2 separate regions of the Homo sapiens genome follow, and region 2 is linked to region 1. The links are chromatin loops, found by intact Hi-C in ENCODE. Cell type or tissue: B cell. All regions are shown on one strand. Each heading gives the region's core, and the rest is flanking DNA. Links, peaks and the distances in the headings are about the cores only.

The links. Peaks named below come from ENCODE experiments on the same cell type or tissue, not always from the same donor. Only the 100,000 strongest peaks of a DNase experiment are listed, where the experiment ranks them.
Region 2: it touches region 1 in a loop (17-fold over the local background); 24 of 110 quality-filtered maps call a loop at or near these places.

What each region holds. Positions count from the first base shown.
Region 1 is chr1:56,581,863-56,587,256 of GRCh38, forward strand. It overlaps the pseudogene RPL23AP85. Among named protein-coding and RNA genes, the nearest start is that of PLPP3, 5.0 kb to the left of the region's middle. In B cell, for the core only: CTCF peaks have their summits at 3,262 (motif pointing left) and 3,472; a DNase peak (open chromatin) is centred at 3,239.
Region 2 is chr1:56,707,277-56,712,670 of GRCh38, forward strand. It overlaps PRKAA2 (protein kinase AMP-activated catalytic subunit alpha 2), which reads left to right. Exons shown (of 9, transcript NM_006252.4): 9 at 199-5,394. The coding sequence ends at 437. Among named protein-coding and RNA genes, the nearest start is that of PRKAA2, 65 kb to the left of the region's middle. In B cell, for the core only: CTCF peaks have their summits at 2,211 (motif pointing left) and 2,416; a DNase peak (open chromatin) is centred at 2,195.

The DNA.
Region 1 (5,394 bases), core at 240-5,239:
AGTGGTCATAATTTGTCCCTCAAACATTGTTAGCTCCATGAGGCGAGAGCCTTGACCTTAATACCACAATCAATAATGGTGAAATCCTAAGTCAAAGAAAGAAATAGTAACTACATGAATTTTATAGGTACCTCCCTGTATGTTTCCTGTCTGCTTTTCCTTATCTGTGAAATGACTTTTATTAATTTAAGAATACACATATTTTTAAAAGTCAGACTGGCTGGGCGCAGTGGCTCACGCCTATAATCGTAGCTCTTTGGGAGGCCAAGACAGGCAGATGGCTTGAGGCCAGGACTCCAAGATCAGCCTGGCCAACATGGTGAAACCCCATCTCTACTAAAAATACTGGTGTGGTGGTACAGACCCATAGTCCCAGCTACTCCCTGAGGCTGAGACACGAGAATTGCTTGAACTGGGCAGGTGGATGTTGCAGTGAGCCCAGATCATGCCACTGCACTCCAGTCTGAGCAACAGAGGGAGACTCTGTCTCAAAAAGCCTGTTATTCCAAAAGCAGATAAAAGGGATAATAAATGGATGTTTAAATAAGACTTTTATATTTCCATTTATAAGGCTCTGTGGGCTATTTTTCCATAACTAAAAGATCATAGTGTTAATTGATGTATGTAGTTCTATGCAAACAGGTATTATATTTGGGTAACTCTTCAAAGGACCGCTACAAATACTTGTTATTATAAAACTGATTTGAACAAGTAATAAAATATAGTGTCAACATATTTCTTTAGATAATGGGAAATAAAGCAGCTAACCAGACATATAAACTTGAAGGCCTCTTTGCCTTAAACCCTAAAGTTGAATAATCTTACCAGCAAATAAATTGCAATAAAACAGACTTGATAATTTAGAATGGTGTCATTTCAAGGTAATTAAGTAATTAGAATTTCTGGCAAACAAACTTACCAAAATTCACACATCAAAATGACATCCAGTTCATTAAATTGGTCTGTATAAAAACTATAATATCAGCAGGGATAAATGCCTTTTTAAGATTGACTTATTGTGTGTGACAACAACAGCACATCATTCTTACATAACTGATACCTCCCAACATTTAAATGGCCTTCATTTCTAAGATCTCTCGTTACCTCATAATTTTCTTTCTCTCTCTTTTTGACTCCCAATATTTAATAATTAATTATTTTTAGTTTTGAAAAGGTATGAATTGGCTCTAGAAATATTGAAGAGGAAAGTAGCTGAGTCCCTTTTATATAAAATTGTATGGTCAAAAAGTAAGAGCCTAAGTTTCTTAAGCCATTGAAGTTAACTTAAGAAGACATAGACATTTTGACTAAGAAGAGTCTGTTTATCCAGATTCTTCCAAACTGTTATATTCATATTCCACCTCTGGTTTTTACTAAACAAAAATTGCTAGCTTGCTGCTATAAGTGTTGGATTTGATATCACGAGTGCTTCCAGAGGACTGAATGGAAACATCTACCGTAATACTCCTGAGAAAAGGCAGGAAGGGGCAGGGGATTAGCAGAAGGGTTTCTGCTGTTTGACCTGAGGCAAGCTGAATAACCTCCCTGAACCTCAGTTTCCTCAACTTTTAAATGGGGCTGACATTTTCTGTAGTTGTGAGGAGGGTTTAAAAGTATAAAATGAAATAATACATTTGAAAATGCTTGGTACACAATAGGCAATCAATAAATATTAGTTGAATGTTAATTTTGTTTTTTCTTTGAGATAGAGTCTTGCTCTGCCACCCGGGCTGGAGTGCAGTGGCGCGATCTCAGCTCACTGCAGCCCTCCTGAGTTCAAGCGATTCTCGTGCCACAGCTGGGATTACAGGCATGGCCACCAAGCCTGGCTAATTTTTGTATTTTTAGTACAGACGGGGTTTCACCATGTTGGCCAGGCTAGTCTTGAACTCCTGTCCTCAAATGGTCCGCCCACCTTGGCCTCCCAAAGTGCTGGGATTATAGGCGTGAACCACTGCGTCTGGCAAGTTGAATGTTAATATTTTCAATGAACACTTTATTTCTACAAAATACCTCATTTAAATACAGCTATTTAAAAAGCATTTATCAAGTACCACCTTGAATATAACCATTTAATTGTAGTCATCCTTCCCTGAATAAAATAACATCTTCAGCCTCTCAACTCCTGTCTTTTTAAAATATGCAATTTCTTGAGGTTTCAGAAAGTATTAATTCAAAATACTTATTTTCTTGAACGATTTACTTATATGTTGTTTTCTTCAGGATTGTTTGTGAAATCTAAGAAAAGCCATTTGCTTAAGCTAATAATCTTGTGAGAGTACAAGTGAAAGTACTTTCATTTTAAAAGCACTTTCACATCTATTATCTTATTTTTATCTTTACAACTCACTGAAGTAGGTGGAGTTGCTATCATTAGTCCCATTTTACAGATGAGAAAACTGAGGCAAGCTCACTTAACTGGATAGAACTGGTTTTCCCCATAGGTAAAATGAAAATGATTCTAACATTAGCTCATGCAGGGTGAAGTGTATAATGCTTTACAGTTTATAATATTTATAATACAGTTATACCCCTTACAGTTTATAATGCTATTTACATTCACTGATCTTGTTTCCGAATAGGTAAGGCAGAGATTATTATCCTTGTTTTAGAATAAGGAAATTGAATCTTGGAAAGATAGGAGATTTGATTAAAGTTGGTGGTGAGGAGATTCCTGAAGAGCCACTGGAATCCAGGTCTCTTAATTTCTAAACTAAGGTTTTTTTCTTTACCCCACAAGGTCTCACACTCAAAGGTGCTCAGAAATTTCTGCTGTTCAACAGTGAATTCACAGAGTAACTTAGAGGGACTGAAGAATTAGCTTCATGTCTTTAGTAAAGAGACAGAGGGGAAGTTGTATTTTGTTTGTAATTTCTTACAGGCTTGGAAGGGAACAACATTGTTGCACCTTGTGTCTCTGAAACACATTTGGCTTCATAATTTGTCAAGCAGTTTTTTTGTTACAAAAAGGGAGCTTTAAGAACACAAAATCGTAGTGGTACTGGAAAGCAGTCTTGGATTCATGTCAACATTTTTACCCTTTTACAAGTAGTAATCTTTTCTTAGCTAGAAATTAGAGCAGTTAAGAGCTAATCTTATGGTAATTCAAACAGTTAATGTTGTTCATTAAAAAAAAAATTAGAACGGATGGAGGAACTTGCAAATAAAGATGCTTCAGAGAATTTCCAAAACTGGTCAACTAGAGCTTGGCTGATAACTTAAAAGGAGAGTGATGCTGCCATCTTGTGTCATTATAGGAAAGTGCCATGGCTCCCAAAGTGAAAATGGCAGTAATTGGGGGATGGGGAATGATTGAAATGGGAATTAAGAACTTTTATAGCAAACATAAAATAATAGCCAACAGCGATTCGATTTTGACTATCCTAATATTGGTTATTCATTCAATAGAAATTTATTGAGCATCTGCTATGTACCAAACACTCTTCTATAAGCTAGGGATATGGCAATGAATAAAACAAAAATTCCTGTCCTCATTGAACCTTTAGGCTTTAATTATTCGATACGTGTTAACTCCTTTAATATTCCAAGCATCCCTGTAAGGAAGGTTTTTTCATTTTACAGATGAGGCTACTGGGGCACAGGAAAGTTAAGTAACTTTAACTGCCAGGTGATAGAGCCTGGATTTGAACCCAGGCAGTCTGAGATAGGAGCCATCAAGTCTTTATTACTATTACTTTTAAATGATTATTTTTCTGGTGAATATTTAGAATTAGCCAGCTGGACTCAGCTTAGATGATCCCAGTTTTGTTGGCCACATCCGAAACGTAAATCAGGAGGCAATTGAACATATGTGTTCTCTCCACCAGGCCTGATCAGGGTGTTGACCTTGGCCACATCAGGGTCATAGAGCTCCTTCATAGCCTGTTTGATCTGGTGCTTGTTTGTTGGCCTTGATATCCACAATGAACCCAAGTGTATAATTGTTTCCTTTTTCGTTTTTGCACATTACTTCCTTTATAGTTTATCATGAAGACTTTCAAATATACAGAAAAGTTGAAAATAATTTACCATGAGCATTTATATGCCCACTCCCTAGAATCCACCATTAATACTTTATTCTACTTGTTTTATCACATATCTATCATTCTGTTATCCATCAATCCATCTCGATTGTCATGTTGTTTTCTATCTTCTTCATAGCAGACTCAGTGGTCAGTGGAACTGATGAGGCAGAGTGAGTAAGCTTGTTTCTCCTGGGGGTGCTCATCCAAGGATATTTGGGCTGCTTCCACAACCACAGTGCCTTGGGCCACCAGAAAGAGGGTGCCATATGGATCTTTTTTTTTTTGTGGCCAAAGCCTTTGTTTTGGCATCAGCTTCGGTGGGGGCAGGAGCTTCCTTCTTCATCTTCAGCGCCATCTTGTGAAAAGGCTAAGATGTTAATAATTAATCTGTAATGAATAAACTTTGTCTGTGTAAGGCAGCAGCCCCCAACCTTTTTGGCATCAGGGACTGGTTTTTTGGAAGGTAATTTTTCCGTGGACCGGGGAGGGGAGTGGGGGGATGGTTTCAGGATAATTCAAGCACATTACATTTATTGTGCACTTTATTTCTATTATTATTACATTGTAATATATAATGAAATAATTATACAGCTCACCATAATGTAGAATCAGTGGGACCCCTGAGTTTGTTTTCCTGTGACTAGATGGTCCCATTTGGGAGTGATGGGAGACAGTGACAGATCATCAGGCATTAGATTCTCCTCCTTGCAAGCGCAGTTCACAGTAGGGTTTGTGCTCTTATGAGGATCTGATGCCATCGATGATCTGACAGGAGGCAGAGCTCAGGCAGTAATGCGAGCTATGGGGAGCAGCTGTAAATACAGATGAAGCTTTGTTCGCTGGCTGGTGGCTCACCTCCTGCTATGCAGCCCAGTTCCTAACAGGCCACGCACCACTACTGATCTGTGGCCTGGGGGTTGGGGAAGCCTAGTCTAAGGCACACAGGAGAAAGATTAGTGGTTTCTGAAGTGGTACTTTAATTGTGTGCATCTGGGAGAAAAGAGCAGAAGGTTGTTTGTGTGCATGATGTGCACATATATATATAAACATTTATGCATTTATTCACCGAATTCAAATATATGTATATATATACACTCACTGTATACATATGTGTATATTTATTCAATATATATGTGTATTTACTTGCTCATTTAATCATTCATCAAATTTCATGATCACCTTTTCTATGCTAGGATTTATGCTAGGTGCTGGAGATAATCAAATTAATGCTTATGGCTTCTTTCTTCAAATGACTAATTTTTAGAAAAACATGTGAACAGGGCCAGGTGTGGTGGCTCACACCTGTAATCCCAGCACTTTGGGAGGCCAAAGCGGGTGGGCGAATCATGACGTCAGGAGTTTGAGACCA
Region 2 (5,394 bases), core at 163-5,162, 130 kb after region 1:
CTTGTGATTGGTAGCGATGTTTGTTATGATTGTTGGAAGGAAGAAGACTGTGTTTCTACAACACAGAAACATGACATTCATTATTAAGTTGCCCTTGCTCAGATGTGTTTACTTAATATTCTGAATATCATAAATTCATAGGAAGGGCTTGGGCATATATACTTTCCATATAAATTGCTCTTCTTTGGTCCATTTCAGATGAAGTAGTGGAGCAGAGATCTGGTTCCTCAACACCTCAGCGTTCCTGTTCTGCTGCTGGCTTACACAGACCAAGATCAAGTTTTGATTCCACAACTGCAGAGAGCCATTCACTTTCTGGCTCTCTCACTGGCTCTTTGACCGGAAGCACATTGTCTTCAGTTTCACCTCGCCTGGGCAGTCACACCATGGATTTTTTTGAAATGTGTGCCAGTCTGATTACTACTTTAGCCCGTTGATCTGTCTCTAGTTTCTTTCTGTTATTGCACTATGAAAATCAGTTATATTCTTTAAATTTTTATCTTACTTTTGGATAATATCCACTGCAATACTAATTGAGAAACATGAATTATTTCCAGGGGCACACAATGCTATTGAAATTACTGAAAACAAAATATCTGACATCTTATTTACTTGTAGAAATCTGTAATTCTATTGTGCCTATGATAAATTCACATAGGCAATATCTTTAATAGGTTAATATCAATGAAGATTTTTAATTACAATAATGAGTTCACTACAGACGATTAACACACCACACTGGCGAACCATCTCAATGTAAGGGTGGTTTGGCAACACCTCCTTGCTTTGCTGTTTGGTGTAGGTAAATCTAGTTTACTTCCTAAATTTCAGTAGGCTTTATGCTGTGTTTATGCCCCCAATTTATTTTAACAAAAGAAGATTAAAAAGTAAAAGAACCACGAGTAAGATATTATTTAAATGTTGAAATCTTAAAAACCTGCCTCCAAGATTTCAGAAGCCAAGTTTTTCTAACAGTATTTGTACAAATACTGCCTAGTGTATTCAACAGAAGGACTGTGGTCATGTAACAGGTAACCACAATTTTCAGGTTTCTTAAAAACAGCTGTAACTAACTCAGGATTTTTATCTTGAGATTTCCCTGAATAATATATTTATCTTAAGAGCCTTCAAGTTTCAAATTAATATTGGAACATCTGGAATTGCAACAACTTTTGTCTTTTACATAAACTTACGTCATTTAAAAAATGTCTTCAAAATCTACCTTTCTCAAATTCTTTTTGCCTCTATTTATTTTTGCATTTCACCAACAGTGATAAAATAGTTAAATGAAACAAAGCAAAGTATCAACAGTCCCTTAAATGAGAATCCTTATCTTTGATCTTTATTTTCTGTGTTAGGTGTTAGGGTCCTGGTGCAGCTCATAATGCTAATTCTTCATTGGAAGCCACTCCCTTCACCTCACCTCACCTAGTCACTATTGTCTTTGTTCATTGTTTGATCCTGAGTGGTTGATTGATATAGCTTTGAATCTTTTCTAGTCCAAGTTTGAAAACACTGTTCTGGCCCTAAGGGCTGGCTATGACCTTTACTGTTGAACCTGATAGGGCAGGGAAGCTTTGAACATCAAGAAAAAATTTTTATCTTAAATAAATAAATATATATATTCACACACCAGTGCTTTTAAGCAAAAACCAGTTTTTTTGTTTGTTTGTTTTGCTTTGTGCAGGTTTTCTTTAAGATTAAAAAAACACAAACTATAGCAGGGTAGATAATAGTTTATTGATTATATTTTGTTTTAGTAAAAGTATTTAATTTTAAATTCTGTGTAATTTATCTAATTTGTATTTATTCATTTGTTATTTTTATGTTGTAATTAACACTTATTTACCTGGATTACCCTAAAAAAATTAAGCTCTTGAAAACAAAAAAATGACATTACCTTGACAGGCTTCTCTTTGCCAAAAGTAATGTATGTTCTGCCAAGAAGCAAATGAGAATGTTAGACTAAGTTTCTCCTGTGTTAGTGGAAAACAAGTGTGTCTATCTTTAAATATTCTTTGAATCAGGAGTTTGCGTTGTGTCACATCATATGGCTTTGCAGATCTTTTAAAAACTGATGTTAAATAACTTATAAGTCCAACTTCTTAATATCAAGATAAATGAATAGTTCACCAATTTGGGAAGGAGGGCGGGTTGCAATTTGAGATAGTTTAAGGTTTAATTATTGAAAGACTGCCATCTTGTGGCACCAAAAGGTAATTTTTACATGATTATTTGTATAGTGATAAGCAGTCCTGCTGTGTTAGCCTGGTCCATTATAGATATGGCATAGTTTTGGGTTCTCTAAATGGGTCCATACCTCTTTTGGGAAAAAACAGGGCCACCTCATAATATTTGCCTGATTATGAATGGAATTACCTTAGAAATAAGGAACTAATCAGATTACTTAACCCCAATGACAAAATCCACAAAAATTTTGAAGGCAGAGAAACAGAAGGAATCCAGTGATGTTTTAGCTCCATTAGTCTAATAGGTCAGATATTAAAAAATTGTTCATATCAAAATTACCTTATATGGATTATTGCCATGTTTTTTGAGAGTTAATTATTTACTGTTTTCTAATTCTTGCCAGTATTTATGAACAGCTGTAGCTTGATATTTACCTACTGAATTTTAGGAGAACTAATGGTCACAGTTTGGGTTCTTTTATGTGTATGTTTTTAAAACAGCTATTTTGTGAATCTAGGTGGTTGGTTTTTAGAAGATTTCAGGAGATGCAGTCCAGCACAATTAGAGCTGGAACATTGTTACAGCAGGCTTTTTGTTGCTCATGGGCAGATAGAGGGAAAGAATCAGTTGTTAGCCCCAAATTTCCACATTTCAGTGTTGTAAACTCTGAATGTGATAGGTAGATGTGGGCTAAGAATAATTTCCTCCAGTGAAGACACGGGAGAAGAGCTTCTATTATGAGGTTATAGATAAGGCCTTAGTTATATCATGGAAATGGACTCCATGTAGTTCTAGAACTGCATTTCCCAAAGTATATCCTGTGAGATGCTCCACAGAAAAAATGATTGCATGGACTAAGTTTGAAAAATGTTGCATGCTACTCTTCCCCTCGAAGATGACAGTGGATGTCAGCATTAAAGACTTTGACAGGTCTTTCTGTGAAAAAAAGAAAGCCACATAACTTTGTTGAACTTTGCCCAAATTAATTTTTCATTTTAAAAAACTTAATAGCCCATGAAAAGCAAATTTGGGAAATACATTTTTTAGGAAAATACTGTCCCAGAATGCCATAATTAGGGTAGTTAATAATTAACACTTCCATTTCTCTTACTGGTTGTTGGGAGAATCTGATTGAAAATTAGAATTACTTTGTTTTAACTTGCAGACATGTTCATCGTGAGTGAATGCTGGATTAAATAGAATTTTCTGTGTCTGCAACTTGTTTCATGACACCTTGGTTTTCTTAATCATCTTGTATTATTATTTGAGTGCAACATTATTCTTATGCATGGGTGACTGAAAAACCTGAAACAAGATTACTTGTTAAAAAAAAGTCTAAGAGACTAATGACTCATGCTTATGGCTCAGTGGGTAATGAATCAGTGTCACTGATTCTTACTTTTAAAATGTGTAGTCAGTGAACATTTTCTAAATACTTTTCTTTGGGATACCATATGAAGATCTAATTCCTTATGTTTCAGTGTAGGAACAGCTACCTTCTCAAATAGAATATGCAGGGAGGGAAGTAGGCAAACCATTTACAAGTTGGGTTTTTGTTTTGATTAACCTGTTAAGAGACACTTTTGTAATCTCTAGTGTTTACATTCCTTTATACTAGCTATCTATAAAGAGAATCCAGAAGGCTAAATTAATCAGAAATAATTATATTTCTATGTCAGGGTATTGGCTATATGTAGCATGAACAATTCTCCATTTTCTGCAAATGGGTTTTTCAGGACAGTTTTATAATTCTGAGTTTGCTTTTTCTTATTCCCTAGACAGTTTGTACTCAGGGAATACAAATTGATTTTTACTGTTAAATGAGACATAGTTTAGAAAAAATCATAAGCAACTATTGTAGATTTTTGATCTGTTTGGATTTATCTGTAGCATTGAATAATGTGCAGTGTACTGAGTTAATGTAGGCACCTCACTTTGGATTTATAAAATGTAAAAACCTGGAACATGCCTGCCACAGACACCACTTTGTCTATTCACCGGGTACTAATTTACATCCTATTAATGGTTGTAAAAGCTGAGTGTCTAAATGCTAGACATGTTCACAATTTTGTCTGTTTTTGTTTATTTGTTTTTAAGACCCAAACCTTTTCAATCTTGCATTTATTTACTTGGTTCTCCTGTGTCACCCTGTGGCTTTTTAAATAGGGAATGTAATTTATTTTAATAGTAGTTCTCAAAGACTCTATTAAAAACTCTGGACGAGGGATATGTGCAATCTGTTGGTAAGTCACATCCTATGTTTGGCCTCATTTTTATAACTCCTAAAATGAGAAAGGTAGATTTTAACACTTCTAAGGTACCTTTGAGCTTTAAAGTTCTTTTCTGCTTTTCCATATGATTTGTGTTAGTGTTCACTTTTTATATATTTAGAGTTTTTATATGAGTGTGAATGTTTCTGTTTTGATTTGGTGAGGCATGTCAGAGGTATATACTTGAATATTTTTCTAAATACAGCTGCTGGAGGAATGCAAATGGCAAAAATCATCCAGAAAACCAAACACGGTGAAACATCACATCCATTTGGCATGAAGCAAAGCATTACAAATTTGGAGTGATGAAAGTGTTCCATATATTTTTTATAGTGATTTTTCGATCTAGAGACCCTTCATATTGTTTACTTACTATTACGATAACTTTGAGAGGTAACCAGAGAAAGCATTTTTGCCATTTCCAGATGAGGAAGCAGGACCAGAAAGCTCTTCATAAAGCTTTAACACCATACAAGTATCCAGCAGTGATCAATTGCTCTTTATAGGAAACCACCTTTCCTCTGGGGAAGAACAGTCTGAATTAATAAAACATCAGAGTGGTTGAGTAGTAAAAATAAACACAGATGTATTGCTTTCAAGTCTTAGAGTGACATAAAGTAGTCTTAAATAAATAGTTCTTAGTTTATTTTAAGCAGTTGATTGTACTAACGAGATGTAATTATCTGAAGTATTTATGATTAGCATATTGGTTTTTATAAGTATTTCTGAGTTATTGAGGGTGCTTAAAAATGCTGAAGAAACTTTAAAACATGATTCTTCTTATAATTTTATGTGATTCTTATAGCACAATCATTTTTGAAAAAGGAAAACTAGGCTGGGTGTAGTGGCTCATGCCTATAATCCCAGCACTTTGGGAGGCCAAAGTGGGTGGATCACCCGAGTTCAGGAGTTCGAGACCAGTCTGGCCAACATG